Linked DNA regions of Homo sapiens: region 1 is linked to region 2. The links are chromatin loops, found by intact Hi-C in ENCODE. Cell type or tissue: Caco-2. All regions are shown on one strand.

Region 1 (2,500 bases), 190 kb before region 2:
TTTGGGAGGCCAAGGCAGGAGAATTGCTTGAGGTCAGGGGTTCGAGACCAGCCTGGCCAATATGGTGAAACACCGTCTCTACTAAAAATACAAAAATTAACCAGGCGTGGTGGCACATGCCTGTAGTCCCAGCTACTCAGGAGGCTGAGGTGGGAGAATCGCTTGAACCTGGCAGGTGGAGGTTGCAGTGCAGTGAGCTGAAATGGAGCCACTACACTGAAGTCTGGGCAACAGAGTGAGACCCTGTCTAAAAATAATAATAATAAAAAATAAAAATAGAAAAGAAAAAAATAGGGGATGAGTTGGGTCTGGATGAGCTGAGGGAGGAATGTGCTATGCACAGGCACTGGGGAGCTGAGGAAGGCTGGGATGGGCAGGTGGGATGGGCTCTCCATTTGGGTAGGGTGCTCGCTCAGAACTCTGTGGAAGCTTTAATGTGGTGACAGGCAATGGGGAGCCACTGCAGGCTCTAGAATAGGGGCGTGACTTGCTAGAAGTCCAGTTGGCAAGAGAGAGCTCAGAGCCAGTGTGGGGAGCTGGAGTCAGGGAGGTCAGCTGGCAGCGGCTGCAATGATGAGATGAAGAGAAGGAAGGGGCGAAGCCACTGCCCCTCTACAGCCCTTAGAATCTGGACATCTAGAGGCCATCAACTCTGTGTTCTCACCTCTTGGTCTCTTAGCCACCTCAGTTGCCATAGCCCAGACTGCCTGGTTTCAAAGTCCTCTCCTCCAATTCACCTACCACACCACAGCTAGACTGTCCTGCTCAAGAACCTACAATGGCTCCCTACTGCCAGGGAGAGCGAGTCCAAATCTCCTACCCTGCATTCAAGCCCTTGTGCTCTGGCCTGGCTTTGCCTATCCCAGCCCCCAGCCCACTCCTGGCCAAGCACAGTCAGGCTCATTTCTGCCTCTGAGCCTCTGCTCACCTCTCCCCTCTTCCTGAATGTCCTTGCTACTCCTCTGCACCTGTCTACATTCTACCCATACTTCAAAGGCCACAGAGTCCACCTGACTTCTGTGAAGCCCCTAGAGGGAACTCTGTTCAATTTTGCTCCATCACCTCCTAACTGCCAACACCACCGCTAATGATAGCAATGCCAACAGTGCCATTTGCTGAGCACTTACTCCAGGCCAGGCCCTGTGCTAAGTTGCTCACATGGGAAAGCTCATTTACTCCTTCCTCCAACTCCAGGAAATCACCATTGTTACCCTCTTCTTATAGAGGAGGAAATTGAGGCTCAGAGGCTAGGGGACTTGCCAAAGGTTACAGGGCTACTGAGTGGCAAAGCCACTTGCTCATCCCCAAGCCCATCCTCTTAGCCACTGGCATTTTTTGCCGCCTCTGACAGATACACTCAGGGCCGTCATGCTGTACACATCCAGGGGGCGCCCTACCCTTTGTAGTCCATGGGAAAGGCTCCTCTGGGGCGGTGGGGTTGTGTGGCTATGTGGTGGTCTTGTGTAGATGGGGGCTTTGGTTTCAGTTGCACTATTGCGTTATTGCAGATTGCTTTGTCTTTCCACCTGAGCGAGCCTCAAGCCTGTCCCTTGACTTGTTCATTAACTGACTCATTCTCTTGGTTCTGCCCTGGGAGGAAGGATGGGCCCGGGGAGGAGGGACATGAAGAATCCAAATCTGGGCTCAAGTTCCAACTCTGTAAACTCTGTAATTACCGGTCATTCAGGCTGGGGGAAGTCATAATCCTATTAGAGCTTCTATTTCCTTATCTGTGAAATGAGTCAATCATATGAACTTCAAAGAGCCGCCACAGAGATCAGTTGAGATGCAAAGTCTGTCAAGTGGCCTGTGTAGCTCTGGCAAGGGCAGGTACTCAGTAGATGGTGATGAACCCTGATGTGGACTAAGTGTCTGTTCTGTGTGGGCACAGTGCTGAGTGCTGTAGATCTCATTTCATCCTCAGCACACTATGGTGAGGGCCCCCTTGGGTTCCTCATACCACAGGTGAGCACTAAGTTTCAGAGAGGTTAACTTACCCTGCGTCACACAGCTGGCTAGAGGCAGCACCCGGCAACTAGTGCGGCCAGCACAGGGCTTGGAACTAGTTTGTCTAACATCCTGATGCCCTTCACCAGGATGATATTCAAAGCATCTAGCAAGCGGTGAATTGGAATGGACGCAGGCCAGGATGCTGACCCTCCACCCCCACCCCTCCGCCATGGTGCCCACCACGAGGCTCTACTGCCTCCCATTCTCAGGCCAAGCTCCTTCCCATATTCTTCCCCAAAGATTCCAAGCTTCTTCAGGGCCAGCCCCGCACCATGTCCCTTCCTTCTTCACATACCGTCAGGCACAGCGAGGTGCCCAATAATCAGCGGCTGCATTGAATTCCAACAGGGACTTTCAAGAAGCAATGAGGAGATCAGACCTCAGGTGAGAGAGGAGGAGCAGAGAGAGGAATTCTGAGTCATCGGTGCCGACAGGGCATGGGTGCCCAAGGAGACAAGCAGGAGGTTCCCCCAGGGAAAACTCACCTGGA
Region 2 (2,500 bases):
GAGAACAAGCCTGAGTAGCTTGGGTAAGTTATTTACCTTCTATGTCTATGAATTTCTTTTCCTATCCATGGAATGGGGACAATGACATTAGTATCACCTCATAGGAGTGCTGTGGTATTAAGTGAAATAATGTACTAGATAAATGTATTAAATAATGTATTTAAATACTAATGTACTACATTAAATAACATAATAAATTATTCACAGAAGGCACCTTTATAAACACCAGCTGACATTAATGCAAAGCCAGGACTCAATCCATGACTCTGATCCCACGTTCCAAGTTCTTCCCGCTCAAAAGGTAGTCCACCTGACTAGCCCTCAGGCCAAAGATAGCAAAAGGATCAGTGGGATCTCTCTGAAGCTTAGCAGCAATGGCCTTATGGGTTTTTATTGTCCATGGTCAGCTCTGCCAAGAAGCACACACAAACATTTCTCATCAGCTCATGGATATTTTCACTGGCCTTGTCTGCTCCATGAAACAACCTTTGGAGGTCAAATTGATGAAAGGTGTGGTCTTGCCTGTAAGACCAGGATCGAGTCTTTCCCTCTGAGACAAGTGGTTCTTCCCAGAGCTGTTACCAGGCATCTAGGTCCACTAGCAGAGAACCCTGGCCTAGAAGTCAGAAGGTTTGTGGCCCAGGCATCGGAGTCAAGAGATCTTAGACACTACTGGCAAGGCATATAGCCTAAGGTGTATACCTTAACCTCACTGGAGCTCAGTTTCCTCATCTGTAAAATGGGAATAAAAATGCCTGCCCCAGCTATCTCTTAGGGCTGATATGAATAATTAATGAAAGAGATATGCGAAATTAAATTTTCTAATTTAGACTCTAGATTATTGGGGTCTTCTTCAATCCTTTCCACCCAGGCAGAGTCTTTGGTTCTACCAATATGTAAGTTTTAAAATGTGATCAAAGGAAAGCCAGAGCTATCACCTTGAGGTTCCTGAATCTGCCCTCCTCTCCTCTATCAAAGAGATTATAGCACACACAGGCGGGTAGGGAGGATCCTAAGCACCATAAATACATGTAGGCAATATCCATGTCTTTCAAATGTTTGTCCTTGGTGAGAGCTGCAGCTGTCTTTTAATATGGCTAAATGAAGTAGGGGAAAATCAGAAAAATGCAAATGAGATCCTTATTTTAGGCAAATCAATCTCAGCAATGCTCATATCTGATCAAGCTTATCTTTAGGACGATCATTAGGATAATGGATTAATGTGAAAGTTTATTTTTACCCTGTCTGCTCTCACTCCTTGAAGACCCTTCAGACCTCATCTTGATTCTGCCAGACACCCCAGGAGGACGGGAACTCCTTACCAGTCAGTTTAGTCCCCAGCATTCATGTTGGGGCGGACTCTGGCAATCATAGGGTTCAGCTCACCACAAGGTCACCCAGCACCACACTGCCCCCACCTTTCATCATGTGACCTGAGATAGCTGCAGCTACCCTTGGACTCCAGGGGTTTTATTTAGGAAGTCCCAGAAAAAGATAAGAAAGATATGTGGGAATTTCTTTACAAGGAGGCCTTTGAGAGACCTGAAGTGTGATAAAGAGATTAAGAGAATAAGCCTTGAAGTCAGGCAGCCCTGGTTGAATTCTAGCTCTCTTACTTACTTGCTATGTGACCCTAACTTCCATTAGCCTTGGTTTCCTCATCTGCAGAATGGAGATCTTATTTCCATCTACTTAACTGGGGTGTTGTGAGATCTAAATGAGAATTGTGTCCATGCAGCACCTAGTGAAGTATCTGACATGGGGTAAAAATGAGAGCTACTGAGCACTTAATAAAGCACTGTCCCAAGTTCTTTCTATGTATTAATTTAATACCAGCAATAATCTTATAATATGGGTGTTATAGCCCCCTTCTTTAAAAAAAAAAAAAAAAAAGGAGGAGGAAAAGGAAGGCCTGAGAAATTGAGTGACATAGCCAAGGGCCAAGATTTGAACCCATGGCTCTAGAGCCCACCGCATCACTCCTACCCTACAGCTCTTGCCAACTTGCTGGCAAAAATGGAGAAGGGTCTTTTGCTCGCACGGAAGCTGGACTTGTAGTGAACCCCTCTAGAATTCCATGTAATTAGAAACAGAGGGCACCAGTTCAGGAAGAAAGAAGCAGGTAAAGGAGAAGGCACAGGGGCCCAGAGCTTTCACTAGGCAGGAAAGAGAGACAGGCAGCAGGATCCTGTCCACAAGCAGCCATCCCAGAGCCATTTTCTAGAAGGGACACCCCCTACGCAGAGCCCCTGACACTGCTGTCCTGAGCCTGAAGCCCGTCTAAGGCTTCTCTTCCCTGCATATTGAGAAGGGGGCTGGAGAAACATCCTGGGGCTCTGCAGAGATGAAAGTCACGGCACACCCTCAAAGCCTTTCTCATTTTAAGCATTAGATCACTTTGTATCAGAGCCACTTGGAGATGAGAAAGTGGGAGTCCGCCTTGGGGCAATGGTATCTGAGTCTGAGTCCAAAAATGTTTGCCTATAGATGTAAAGAAAAG

What was found. Peaks named below come from ENCODE experiments on the same cell type or tissue, not always from the same donor. Only the 100,000 strongest peaks of a DNase experiment are listed, where the experiment ranks them.
Region 1: it touches region 2 in a loop (11-fold over the local background); 2 of 110 quality-filtered maps call a loop at or near these places.

Annotation. Positions count from the first base shown.
Region 1 is chr17:27,796,205-27,798,704 of GRCh38, forward strand. NOS2 (nitric oxide synthase 2) reads right to left here. Exons shown (of 27, transcript NM_000625.4): 2 at 2,496-2,500. Among named protein-coding and RNA genes, the nearest start is that of NOS2, 3.1 kb to the right of the region's middle. In Caco-2, a CTCF peak has its summit at 1,410; DNase peaks (open chromatin) are centred at 475, 1,687 and 2,398.
Region 2 is chr17:27,981,449-27,983,948 of GRCh38, forward strand. The region is part of intron 2 of LINC01992 (long intergenic non-protein coding RNA 1992); the gene reads right to left. Among named protein-coding and RNA genes, the nearest start is that of LINC01992, 9.0 kb to the right of the region's middle. In Caco-2, no CTCF peak of the experiment used is centred here; a DNase peak (open chromatin) is centred at 1,423.